2 separate regions of the Homo sapiens genome follow, and region 2 is linked to region 1. A link is a contact called in ENCODE Hi-C or POLR2A ChIA-PET data. All regions are on one chromosome and are shown on one strand. The core of a region is the stretch at or near the end of the contact, and the rest is flanking DNA. Distances in the headings are between cores, read along the strand shown.

Evidence for each region. Hi-C counts contacts between places; a loop is a spot of excess contacts on that map. ChIA-PET counts read pairs that join two places held with the same protein, here RNA polymerase II (POLR2A). Pooled maps may share reads with other maps.
Region 2: a map of PC-9 shows a loop between it and region 1 (5-fold over the local background). The contact joins the promoter of RTTN here to the enhancer-like site in region 1. A Hi-C loop is called at or near these places in 3 of 168 maps with a recorded cell type or tissue (HepG2, PC-3 and PC-9) and 3 of 50 pooled maps. POLR2A ChIA-PET finds 5 or more read pairs at or near these places in 2 of 52 experiments (H1 and activated CD4-positive, alpha-beta T cell).

What each region holds. Positions count from the first base shown.
Region 1 is chr18:70,240,478-70,247,275 of GRCh38, forward strand. No RefSeq gene overlaps it. Among named protein-coding and RNA genes, the nearest start is that of RTTN, 38 kb to the left of the region's middle. Within about 2 kb of position 3,279, at least 3 of the 41 ENCODE cell types and tissues checked have a DNase peak (open chromatin) inside an H3K27ac peak, as active enhancers do; they include PC-3 and PC-9, where a contact is called at or near this core.
Region 2 is chr18:70,204,129-70,211,389 of GRCh38, forward strand. RTTN (rotatin) reads right to left here and starts at 1,559. Exons shown (of 49, transcript NM_173630.4): 1 at 1,500-1,559; 2 at 1,000-1,187; 3 at 1-135. The coding sequence starts at 1,530. It overlaps LOC105372180 (a long non-coding RNA gene), which reads left to right and starts at 1,661. Exons shown (of 3, transcript XR_935599.3): 1 at 1,661-2,446; 2 at 2,901-2,966; 3 at 5,565-6,856. It overlaps LOC124904321 (a long non-coding RNA gene), which reads right to left. Exons shown (of 2, transcript XR_007066411.1): 2 at 6,225-6,956. RefSeq lists enhancers at 1,259-1,388, 1,599-1,708, 1,627-2,256, 1,719-1,958.

The DNA of each region.
Region 1 (6,798 bases), core at 2,029-4,528:
ACCCACAGACAATATCATACTGAATGGGCAAAAACTGGAAGCATTCCCTTTGAAAACCAGCCCAAGACAAGGATGCCCTCTCTCACCACTCCTATTCAACATAGAATTGGAAGGGCAATCAGGCAAGATAAGAAATAAAGTGTGTTCAAATAGGAAGAGAGGAAGTCAAATTATCCCTGTTTGTAGATGACATGATTGTATATTTAGAAAACCCCATCATCTCAGCCCCAAAACGTAAGCTGACAAGCACCTTCAGCAAAGTCTCAGGATACAAAATCAATGTGCAAAAATCACAAGCATTCCTATACACAAATACACAGAGAGCCAAATCATGAGTGAACTCCCATTCACAATTGCTATGAAGAGAATAAAATACCTAGGAATCCAGCTTACAAGGGATGTGAAGGACCTCTTCAAGGAGAACTACAAACCACTGCTTAAAGAAATAAGAGAGGACACAAGCAAATGGAAAAACATTCCATGTTCATGGATAGGAAGAATCAATATCATGAAAATGGTCATACTGCCCAAAGTAATTTTTAGATTAAATGCTATTCCCATAAAGCTACCATTGACTTTCTTCACAGAATTAGAAAAAACTACTTTAAATTTCATATGGAACCAAAAAAGAGCCCGTATAGCCAAGACAATCCTAAGCAAAAATATAGAAGCTGGAGGCATCATGCTACCTGACTTCAAACTATACTACAAGGCTATAGTATCCAAAACAGCTTGGTACTGGTACCAAAACAGATATATAGACCAATGGAACAGAACAGAGGGCTCAGAAATAACACCACACATCTACAACCATCTGATCTTTGACAAACCTGACAAAAACAAGCAATGGGGAAAGGATTCCCTATTTAATAAATGGTGTTGGGAAAACTGGCTAGCCATATGCAGAAAACTAAAACTGGACCCCTTCCTTACACCTTATACAAAAATTAAGTCAAGATGAATTAAAGATTTAAATGTAAGACATAAAACCATAAAAACCCTAGAAGAAAACCTGGGCAATACCATTCAGGATATAGGCATGGACAAAGACTTCATTACTAAAACACCAAAAGCAATGGCAACAAAAGCCAAAAATGAAAAATGGGATCTAACTAAACTAAAGAGCTTCTGCACAGCAAAAGAAACTATCATCAGGGTGAACAGGCAACCTACAGAATGGGAGAAAATGTTTGCAATCTATCCTTCTGACAAAGGGCTAATATCCAGAATCTACAAGGAACTTAAACAAATTTACAAGAAAAAAACAACCCCATCAAAAGGTGGGCAAAGGATATGAACAGACACTTTTCAAAGGAAGACTTTCATCATCACTGGTCATTAGAGAAATGCAAATCAAAACCACAGTGAGATACCATCTCACGTCAGTTAGAATGTCAATCATTAAAAAGTCAGGATACAGGCCGGGCACTGGAGCCCAGGAGTTCAAGACCAGCGTGGGAAACACAGGGAGACCCTGTCTCTATTAAAAGTTACCTAAGTGTGGTGGCTTAGCTAATCTGTAGTCCAAGCTACTTGGAAGGCTGAGGCAAAAGGATGGATTGAGCTCAGGAGGTCGAGGTGGTCAAGGCTGCAGTGAGCTGTGATCATGCCACTGCACTCCAGCCTGGTGACAGAGTGAGATCCTGTCACAAAAAAGCAGCCGGGTATGGTGGCTCATGTCTGTAATCCCAGCACTTTGGGAGGCTGAGGCAGGTGGGTCACGAGGTCAGGAGTTTGAGACCAGCCTGGTCAACGTGGCGAAACCCCATCTCTACTAAAAATATAAAAGTTAGCTGGATGTGGTGGCGGACACCTGTAATTCCAGCTACTCGGGAGGCTGAGGCAGGAGAATCACTTGAAACCAGAAGGCGGAGGTTGCAGTGAGCTGAGATCACACCACTGCACTCCAGCAACACTTTTACACTGTTGGTGGGAGTGTAAATTAGTTCAATCATTGTGGAAGACAGTGTGGCAATTCTTCAAGGATCTAGAACTAGAAATACTATTTGACCCAGCAATCCAATTACTGAGTATATACCCAAAGGATTATAAATCATTCCACTATAAAGACACATGCACACGTATTTTTACTGCAGCACTATTCACAATAGCAAAGTCTTGGAACCAGTGCAAATGCCCATCAAGGATAGACTGGATAAAGAAAATGTGGCACATATACACCATGGAATACTATGCAGCCATAAAAAAGAATGAGTTCATGTCCTTTGCAGGGACATAGATGAAGCTGGAAACCATCATTCTCAGCAAACTAACACAGGAACAGAAAACCAAACACTGCATGTTCTCACTCATAAGCGGGAGTTGAACAATGAGAACATATGGGCACAGGGAGGGGAACATCACACACTGGGGCCTGTCGGGGGGTGGAGGGCAAAGGGAGGCATAGCATTAGGAGAAATACCTAATGTAGATGATGGGTTAATGGGTGAGACAAACCACCATGGCACATGTATACCTATGTAAGAAACCTGCATAGTCTGCACATGTATCCCAGAACTTAAGTATAATTAAAAAAAAAGAAGAAAAAAAATCTCTTTGAAGGGCATGTTCAGTAAATAAATGAAGGTATTTGGCAACGTACAACTCCTATTTGAATATTTATAGCCATGCTAGCCATTTTCAACAACTACTCTTTCATTAGAATAAACAAGAAATTATTGTTTATTCACCATTGCTTTACCAATTGCTTAAACAACAAGCGCATCATTTGCTCAGTGGTAAGATTGTACAAGGAGGAAAAAGTGACAGAGCGTGCTGCATACTTTTCAGAGGCGTGCCTTTGTTGTTGAAATGTTGCTAGGGCGTGGCAGGACCCACAGTTGGAGTGAAAGCAAAGGCTTAGAAAAACTCAAGTATCCGAGGGCACCCCATTCACCGACAATGGAAAAACTCACAAATTAGTGTGATGCTTACGCTGATATTCAGACTGGAGCCAGGCACAAACAACAAAAAATAGTCGTATTAAAAGTTTCAGGGTAATTCTTTCTGAAAGGTCTTTTTTTCTCTATTTAACAATGATACATTGCTTTATACAGATTTGCAGAGCACTACAATACAAAACAAAACATTGGCGGGGCTTAAAGGAGCATGGAATTCCAAATAATGCAATTACTTGAATTTGTAGAAAGACTGATAATTAGCAGTGAACAGCAACAAACGACATCGTTCGCTATTTGGACAAGCAGGAAAATGTAATGGAATCTGGCTCATGATTGTAAGAGGAACTGCCCTATTTACCTTTCCCATAGCCAGAAACAAAAGATCCACACACGATTTAAAACTGTGGTTACAAATAAAATAGTTGATGCTTTAGTTGTTTGTTTACTCAAAACTATTTTTTCTCAAAATTTAACTACAAGGGTACATAAGGCCATGATCTACAACATAATATTCCCTCCCCTTTGCCCTAGCAAAGAATTTAAAAAAAAAAAAGAAAGAAAGAAAAGAAAAAGAAAAGACTATCGCATGAATTTCTGACAACGTTTTGAGGGAAAAAAGTGACTTTTTTTCAGTAGCAATGGAATGTTTTTTTAGTGGGTGGAAACAGTAACAGCAGACACTTCGAAACATAATACTACTCTTTTATTTAATGGAAAAAATACTTTCAAACATATTGCAGTTTATAAAAATATCTGTGTACAGAAAAGTGAAATGTATTACTAGTTTTCAGAATTATAAAAATCGGACAAAAACTCAAGAAAATTTACTTACATGAACAATAGAAGATTTGTTTTGAGATCTAATATAAATAAATATTTTTAAATAGTCATTGTGTTGAGGTGGTTAGGTAATTAGTGCTTTGCTTTTACAAACAAATTCTGTAATGTATGTGTGTGTATGAAAAAGAAACAATATAGATCAGTATTTTTTCATATGGCTATTTTAAGTATGGGGGTACATTTAAGACAATATCATTTATTTAACTTAAAGCCATATTGCACCATATGTAGTCCTACTTGTTTGGATTCACAGGTAAAGTATTGATATAATTATCAATATCTATTGGATGTCCACAGTACTCTATAAAACAAATACTCAGGATGGGCACAGTGGCTTATGCCTGTAATCCCAGCACTTTGGGAGGCTGAGGCGGAAGGATCACTTGAGCCCAAGAATTCAAGACCAGCCTGTCTCTACTAAAAATTAAAAAATAAACTGGGTGTGGTAGCATGTACTTGTATTCCCAGCTACTGTGGAGGTTGAGGCAGGAGGATCGCTTGGGCCAGGGTGTTCGAGGGTGCAGTGAGCTGTGATCCAGCCACTGTCCTTGAAGTTGGGTGACAGAGGGAGACCCTATGTCAAACAAACAAGCAACAACAAAAACTGAGACATTTTTGTACCAAAAATGCATTAAATGAAAAACAATCCAAGCTGACCATTTTCTTTGTGCACCACCCATGTTCCCACAACCTCATACAGGAAGACTTCTGTAGAATTCCTATCATTTGGCCATTCAGTCTTCGCTATCATTTTAATTCCAATATTCTGCTGAGAGAGGAACACAGAAATAGACAGTAGCCAGTGATTCCAAGTCTAGCTGAGCATCAGAATTACACCGGGAGCTGTTTGTGAGAAACATTATAAAGTTATATACGGTCATTCAGGGGAAGAGTAGAGAATTGTAAAAATTAAAAATTAGAAGTTCTTTGTTTCTTTCTTTTACCCCACAACCATTTCCTAGAGTTAAATCCTGTTAACAATTGAATGTACAGTTATGCATTACATAACCACATTTTGGTGAGCAATGGATGTAGTACAGGGTGTCCCATAAGATTATAATGGGGCTGAAAAATTCCTGTAGCCTAATGATGTCATAGCTGTCCTAATGTCATAGTGCAATGCATTAATCATGTTTGTGGTGACGCTGGTGTAAACCTACTGTGCTGCCGGTTGTACAAAAGCATAACATGTACAATTATGAATAGTACATAATACTTGATAATGACAATAAAGGACCATTACTTGTTTATGTATTTACTATACTTTTTTTTTATTATTGTTTTAGAGTGTACTCCTTCGGATAGGGACAGGCAGCAGAGAAATTCTAGGCAGAAAAAGGTGAGTCCCTGGCAAAGTCCCATACTCAAGCCAAAAAGCCTAAGACCACAGCCCAAGGTAAAAACTTACATCCCTGTTTCTGCTCAAATGTTGCCTTTTCCTAAACTACCCGTGGCCCACCCCGCCTCCCACCCCACACTCAACCGACAGAGAGAGGAGAAGCAGCTGGACATCGGACTGGGCCCCTTTGGATTGGTTGCTGTTATTCTCCTCCTGTTTTGGAAACACCCATTTCTAAGTTCAGTTTGATTACCTGGCACTTGGCACAAGTGACCCATTCTGGTTTGGTCTGGTCCGTCGGGGTCTAGTGCAGGAGCTCAGTCTAAAACAATAGCCTCCCATAAACTTGATTTCACAAAGCATATAGGAGGCATGTGGAACTGGAATGCACGCACACTATTTTAAATTATGTGAATCATATTATGCATATACTGTTCTGCAACTTTTTTTGGAACATTTGTTTTCTCACTTAATCTGTGGCAAAGACTTGGTGGTTTATTCATTGAATACACTGAACCAGAGGGGCTCTGGACAAGAGATTTCTGGCATAGCCAAAAGCTTATCAGGCAGGTTCTTGGCAGGAAACAGATGGCACACTTTTCTTAAACTGCAACGAGGGAGAAAACTGGAAGTCTTCATCATGGCAAGTGTGTCCCAGTTTCACTCCCAAACACACAGACAGCCACGTATTCATTCCTTTCTAAGGAAACTGACCACCCAAGAAAGAAAAAGCAAATGTAAAGATAGACCTTGTCACAATATCCCCACATGATACTCACAATACAAAAAAAACGCTGCCTGAACACACACAGCTTCCAAATTAGTCTTTCAGAGCCTCATTTTAAAATAGAAACAGACCATGCGGGATCACTGAACATTTGAAGAAACCCAGACATGAAAGAACAAAACAAAGAAACTCACAGGGACAGAGAAAGCTCAGGAAGCAGGAGGAAATATACATATATAGATAGATATTCTTAAAGTTATGAAAAAAAAAAATTTCCTCCATGAAACAACTGATCTTAAAAAAATAGGAGCATTCAGATAACTAAAACTACTCTGGGAAATTAATATTATGATAGCAAAAATAAAACATGCAATAGAAGGATTGGAAGATAAAGTTGGGGACAGCTCTCAAATAATAAGGTTAAAAAGCAAAGAGATGCAAAATAGGAAAAAAAAAGGATACAAAAATAAAGTCAGAAAAGAGATAAAAATTTCCTTGGTAGGAGTTTCAGAAACAAGGAACAGAGAAAATTGAAAGAGAAATATCAAAGACATAATGTAAGAATATCTCTCCAAACTGAAAGGTAAGAATTTTCAGAGCAAAATTTCCTGTTGAGGGCACAGCACAATGAATGGGAAAAGACAAGTATCAAAGAATATCTTTATAACATTTCAAAATAACACAGATACAAAAGAAGACTCTAAATGTTTCTACAAGGAAAAAATAGGTCATATGTTTCCAGAAGGAGAATTCAAATACCTTGAAGACAATGGGGCAAAGCTTTCATGCTTTTGAGGGCAAATTATTTCCATTCTAGAAATATAAACCTAGTCTGAAATTCAATTAGAAATGAAAAGGAGCTAAATGCACTCTTCCCCAGGAGTTCTCTAGGCTTTCACTGCAACCTCACCTGGAGTTGCAAAACCCTGTGTGATTTAGGCTCTGCTTGATGCACTGAGAAGGATGGCAGAAATCTTATCTCAGAAGGCCCT
Region 2 (7,261 bases), core at 309-2,808, 38 kb before region 1:
TTCCGAAGGAAGAAGAAAAAGTCCATCCAGAATGCCATCAATTTCAGCCTGCAGATTTGGCTCCACATTAGACCGAAGCTTAGATAAGAACTCTACTGCACCAACGTCAACCAAATGTTGGACTGCTGGGGGATACTAAAATAAGAAGAGGATGATCTTGAGAATAACTGTATCAAAATCTCTATAACTTACAGCAATCAAAACATAAAATTATTTTTGGTATATCAGATGTTCCTTTTCTGAAAAACAAATCCTTCATGGCTCTGCCCCGAAGTAAGGCACTTCCATGAGGAGCACATACACCTATAGAGACATACATCCAACACTTGATAACATTTATGAAAGATGAGCCAACACACTGAACGCTAGAAATGCACATTATCAATCCCTACTCTTATTTTTTTAATGGGTTACTTTTTTCCACTGACACTCACCTTATGGTCCCAGCCCCAACCGGTCAACAGGATGTCAAAGTAGTTTAAGATTCCTCTACCATTGTACAGTGATTTAGTTTTGAAAGGTTAAACTTACACTTTGATATCTGACCCCGATAACTAACTACTCTTGAGGTAGGCATAAGAATACCAATCTAAAAGCATATGGGCAAGCAACTTAACATTGGTATTTATGAATCACGGTTATGTAACATTATTTTTAAAGTGCTCCCTTTCATACTGACATATCTAGTTTTTAAGATGTAAATGTCAGAAAACAAAAACAGAATACAAATATTAACCTCCAAAGATAACTCAAAAACACAGAACATACCAAAACTCAAAAGAAGTTCTGTGTTACTTCTGAGCACAGCAGAGACCATGTGGGATTCAGTATCACAAATAAAAGATGAACCATATACCCAGATTAATTAAAATTAAACATCTCTGGTTGATTAAAAAAACTTTTAACCCCAATTATTTAACTTTCAATAAACGCTACAATTAAATGACTAAGAAACAAGTCACTCGTCTGATTATTTTCTTTATTTCAAAATGACCCTACCTTAACCAATCTGCTTAACAGGTTCAGAACCTCTTCCTTCATCGGAACGGACGGGAAATTGAACCATTCCAGCAAATGAAGAAAAAGTTGCCTCTCCTGAATGAGATCAGCGTAGCAGATTAAGTTGTGCTCAATCTTGCAGAGAATACTCTTGAGAGCGCGCTCCCTGATCTCGGCCAGCTGATGACCTGTCAACGAACGGCACAAAACTATTTTATTTCCCGACTGCAAAGAGACTACGTTATTTATGCTGTGGGCAGGAGCGGCGTGAAGACGGAATAAACCAGTTTTTTTCAGAAGCAGGCCACTGGTGCCTTCGGGACGCGAACCGCGAAGTTTACACAAAGTCCGAGATGGGTCCCCGGGGGCTATCCTGACAAAGCGGGGGTGAAAGAGGGAGCGGTCGCGGAGCGGCCGGCCGCGGAAACGTGACACGACCATTCTCAGCAAGTGGCCAGAGCGCGGGGGGTGCCTTGGGCGAGGGGCAAGCTGACAGTTACCGAGTTTCCTGATGAGCCCTGCCAGGACCATCTCGTCCCGTCAATCTGCAGCCGCCGGAGAATTAAACTGCCGCGCCACTGCGTCCAGCCACAATTAATGTACCCCCGGAAACACGTCCTGTGGGACGGTGAGTTCCGCAACGCCTGCGCTCACCAGGAGTAGGAGTCATTACGTGAGCCCTTCGCGGCCCCAGCGTCGCCAGGAGAGCTTCCAGCCTCTCTAGAATCACTACTGCGCACTTCCTGGACAGCAGTCTCCGTCGCAAGAAGCGGAGGGAAAAAAAAAAGCAACAAGCAGGGATAGAACCAGCGTTGGCCGCCGCGCACGTCGGGAGTTGTAGTTCTGGCTAGGCCGTGCGTCCTGCACCGATCTCCGGGCCCGCCGCGGCGCCCGCTGGCCTGGGGTTCCGGCTTACAGCGCGGGAATTCGGGAACCCAGCGCGGGCTGCAGAGGCCCCAGCAGGAGCCCCGCCTCCCGGCTCGTCGACGGATTCGTTCTTGGCCCTGCCAATCTGATTCTCAGCTCCCAGAACTTCACGATTTAGAATGTAGACTTTTGCTTTGTGACAGTTCTCCCCATCCCCGACTACTAAATGACGAACCCTCTTTAACTGTGAAATGTACCTGCAAAGTCAAGCAGTGTCTTTGGATACCCAAGTTCAGATATGAACAAGCAAGCTACAAAAGCGGGGTGGGCGGGTATGAGTGAGCAGAAGAGAGAAACCGGGCTGCAAAAAAGGAAAATAAAGGCGGGACGTGGGGGTATGATTTGCTGAATGGTACCAAAGTTGATTTTTTGCACCGTGCACAGTGATCGAGCTGAGCAAATTATTTTTTTTTTAATTATAAGCAGCGGTAAGAACAACAACAAAATTACATTTGGAAAATGATTTGCATTTTCTCGGTCTGATCATTTCACGTTCCCTGGGAAAGGGATGTCAAGGCAGGTAAAGTGGGCCCTCGGTATCCCTAGGTAATTGGTTCCAGGACCCCCGCAGATACCCAAATCCACCCATGCTTAAGTCTCTTTTATAAAATGGTGTAGTATTTGCATATAACCTACACACATCCTCCTATATGCTTTAAATCATCTCTAGATTGCTTACAATACCTAATACACTGTAAATGCTATGTAAATAGTTGTTACACTGTACTTTTATTCATATTATTTTTTAATTGTTGTATTGTTATTTTCAACTGTGGGGTTTTTTCCCGAATATTTTCCATCCCGTGTGTTGAATTCTCTGTGTGCAACCAGTGGACAGCAAAGGCCTACTGTATTCCCATTCCTATTTTGCCAAAGAGGAAACTTAGAATCACAAAAGTACCCCCACACAAAGTCACATTAACTAGTAAGTGACAGATTGAGGAGCTGACCTGATGTTTCTTTGTTCTATTTAGAGTGCCTTGCTGCCTCCTCATGTGTGTCAATAGGAGAGTGATGATATTTGAGTTGGATCTTAAAGAGTAAGTAGGAGTTTGCCACACAAAGAAGTTGGGTAAGGAAATTCCTGCAGGAGAAACCTGTATTTGCAAAGGCAAGAATCCAGACGGAGTGTGTCAAATTCGGGAAAAGAACAAAATTCAAGGTGGCCATATTATCTCTGGGAAGAAGAGAGGAAGGGCAAGATTGCTGCTAGCATGCTGGATATTCTCCATTCCACCTTCTAGTGGTTCCTCCCAGCTCTTCCAGCTCTGCATCAACTGACCTGAACAGGCAAAAAGACTGCACTATCCAGGCTGCCTGGCCCTCTGGCTTCCAGTTGGTTGCCGCCGATAGGAGGCATCAGCAGGAAATTGGAAAGTAGGAGGAAAGAGATACGGATATTAAACCAAGATTCCACTAGCCCATGCCTAAGCCTGCCTGGCCAAGATTGTAACAGTGGCTGAATTCCTTGACCCAAAGACCACATGTCCTGATGGATAGCATACCACAGTGGGCACTGCAGAACCAGTTACACCAACTCAGAAGTGTCTGTAGTTATCCAGGAAGGAAGGTGTTAATTACGGATTTGAAGTGTCAAGGTCAAAAAACACATGACAATACAGAAAAATAATAGAAATAACTTGTCAATGATGTTTCTGAGATGAACAATCTTAGGTGATGAGAGACTGTAGATGCAGTGGGGTAAGGGGCGATAATACTGTAGAAGAAATATAAAAAATCCATTGACTTAAAACAAGCATGTTACAAGTAAAATGGGGGTCAAACTATGAAAGGGTTTTACTTATGTTGCACCCAAGGTCAACATAAACATTTTATTTTATTTTCATTGTTGAGCATATATTGCTCCTGTAATTAGACAAAAATAATTAAATCCCATTCATTACATTCAAAGCAAATAATCTATCATTCTCCTATTAGACTATTGATTCAGCAATTTTTCCTAAAAAAAAATCAACCTTTGATTTATTAATTCTACTATTTAAAAACACACATATATATTCTAGTGTATTGACTGTATTATTTTTTACCAGTTACTTCACTCTGTCGCCCAGGCTGGAGTGCAGTGGTGTGATCTCCGCTCACTGCAACCTCTGCCTCCTGGGTTCAAGTGATTTTCCTGCCTCCACCTCCCACATAGCTGGGATCATAAGCATGAGCCACTATGCCCAGCTAATTTTTGTATGTTTAGTAGAGATGGGTTTTCGCCACAATGACCAGGTTGGTCTCGAACTCCTGACCTCAAATGATCCTCCTGCCTCGGCCTCCCAAAATGCTGGAATTACAGGCGTGAGCCACCGCACCTGGGCTACATCCTTCTTTAAGTGTGTTTTGCTGTTCTTTTTTTAACTTCTTAAGCTAAAGGTCTTGTTTACATTCTTTCTTTATTAGTTATAGAGAATTTTAAGTCCATGAATTTGCATGTAAAAAAAGTTTTAATCATGTATCATGAGTTTCAATTTGTAAGGTTTTGTTCTCAGCCAATCTGAAACTGCTGTTTTGATACTTTCTGTTTCACCCAAGATCCATGTAGGAAGATGGTCTTTAATCACCAAGTCTTTCTTACATACACTTTAGTTATTAATTTCGACTTTTATTATATCAGAGTCAGCAACAATTACAAAAGGTCAGGGCCTTTTGTAATTTGAATGTTAAAGTCAAAGATTTTAGGTGAACTTGAAAAAAATGGGCAATAGATGTCTGCGTGGATGTATAGAAAACTACATAATTTTCTTCTTGTATTTACAGTGGTTTTTGTTGTATTTATTTAAATGCTATGTATAAAAACTTATGTTGAATTTTACACGATGATAAATGATGGTCACTCAACTGGTGATATATACATGGATTGGGAAGGGGTCATGGGTAGAGCTATTATATGTTGAGATTTGCTATGATCACAAGCCACAGGACATTAAGGACACATGAACCCAAAGGCGGAGGTCAAATTCTACTATCTAATTATCTACTGATTCTGCTATTTCCACTTGAATCTGATTCATCTTCAACCTCTTGGTCATACCTGTAAAATCACTGGCAGTCATTGCCTCAGTGTGCTGAATCAGATCACTCAGATTAGATGAGATATTTATACCCAAAGTCACAGGAAATAGTTACTCTCCTAAGAACTCATATTACTATCTGTAGGAATTGATTCTAGGGGGAAATGAAATGCTTTTTTTCCTCTTGGAAAAGACATACATTTTTGCTCTTCCTCACACTTTGGACATGAGTTTTCATATTTGGGGTTATACATGGTGGGTCTGTCAGTTGTGATCATGTGCATTTTATACCCTTTCTTTCTGTTAATATTTGATGAAATCTGGTTCATATCAGTATAAGCTAAAATATTGTATAGAGCACAAGCTTTGGAGGTAGACAGACATGGATTTAAAAGCAGTGTTTTGGCTTCCCTAATCACACAACTGTGGGCAAGCTGATTAACTTTCTCGATTGCAAATAACAAAGCTGTAAGTCAGGCAAGTAAGCAAAAATGGGTTATCTAATATCTCACTCTAGAAGTGGATCTAGCCTCAGAGACTCAAAAGAATACCAGTGTTTTTTATTCATCTCTCGGCTTTGATTTTCTCAGTGTGTTGTATGTTTCTCTTCTATTACAGGCAGAATTTCCTCAAAATGTAGAGGAGGAGAAGATTGTGGTCCAGACTTCCATCTTCCCATATAATGACTCCAGAAGAAAAAGAAAGCTTCTCTCTGAGCATCCAGATATAAAATCTATGATAAGAACCCTAATCAGGATTACCAGTAGGAGATTACCTGATCCTAGGTTATTTGTTCACACTCTCTGAACAGCAGGGCAGGATATTATAATTATTAAAATTAGAGTTACAGAAAGTGGGGCAGAAGACTTCCACTTAAAAAGGTATGTTATTCACAGAAAATGAGGGAAAAGAATCTTGCACAGAGGGAAGAAAAAAAATGATATCTCTATACTCACTAAGCCTCAGCTTCCACAAGTAAAAATTAAGATTAATAATAATACCTACTAATAGGACTGCCTGGGGGCCAAAGAAGATGATTTAGAGAAAGGATTTGTTCCAAGACCTCCCATAATAAGTAGTTACTACAAATAATAGCTCTGTTTTAACACCTGTCAAACTTGGAGGTACCTCCCTTTCCAGGAATCGAATGCAATGTCAAACCATGTTCAAGTACTGTCTGTGAGTGTAACTGCAAGGTAGACGCTGCCTTCATCAAAGGGATCTTATGCCCCAGAAACAACTTTGCTACGTAAGTGATGGAGGCTTGCAGAGTGGAGGTGCCCACAACCTTACTGCATTTATTTGTGCAGCCATATCGAAAACATTTCCAGCAACAGAAAAAGGGGGAAGGAAGCACTCTGATACTTTTTTTCTTATTCTTCGGAGGGGACACATTATTGGCCCAAGAGGGAAATCCTTTTACAACCTACTTTTACATTAACTGGGATCATAATTTATTTATGAAAACATCATATAAAAAGAGCAAGCAAGCAGGATTCCTAAACAAAGGGGGCTCAAACCAATATATGTGTAGAAGTTATTCATTGTCCCCAGGGCAGGCATACGTTTTCGTGTGTCTTTCAGGAAAGTCACTGGCACCCCAGCCTTCCTTCTTTCAGAATAAAGGTCATGATTTATTAATAATTCTGATCTCTAGGAAGGAAAAATGACCCCAGGTTTCATCCCTCACTTACGAATTTTCCTAATCATGCCCCATAACTTTGTCCTATGAATTCACATATTTAATTTTGAAGGGCATCATCAAATTCTAATTTATTCTCTCAATACCAAAATAGAAAGTTAATACATATTTTATGCCATTTTAAAGTGGAAGGATTGAAACAAGGTGTATTCACTTTCCATTTCAATTAGAGCAACGTGATTTGAGCCCTGCTTTCTTTTCACAATTTAATAAATAGTTGTCTTAATTATGAAAGGACAGACGCAGATAAAGTTGTCTACTTTCACCACATCCATTCAGCACTGTACTGGAAGTGTTATCCAGGGTAACTAAACAAGAAAAAGAAATAAAAGGCATCCAGATTAGAAAAAAAAGAAAATTTATATATGTAATTGACATCACCTTATATATAGAAAATCCTGACTGGGCGTGGTGGCTCATGCCTATAATCCCAGCACTTTGGGAGGCCAAGGCGGGTGGATCACCTGAGCTCAGGAGTTTAAGACCAGCCTGGGCAACATGGTGAAACCCCATCTCTACCAAAAATAAAATAAATAAAATAAAATAAAATAAAATAAAATAAAATAAAATAAAATAAAATAAAATAAAATAAATAAAATAAATAAAATAAAAT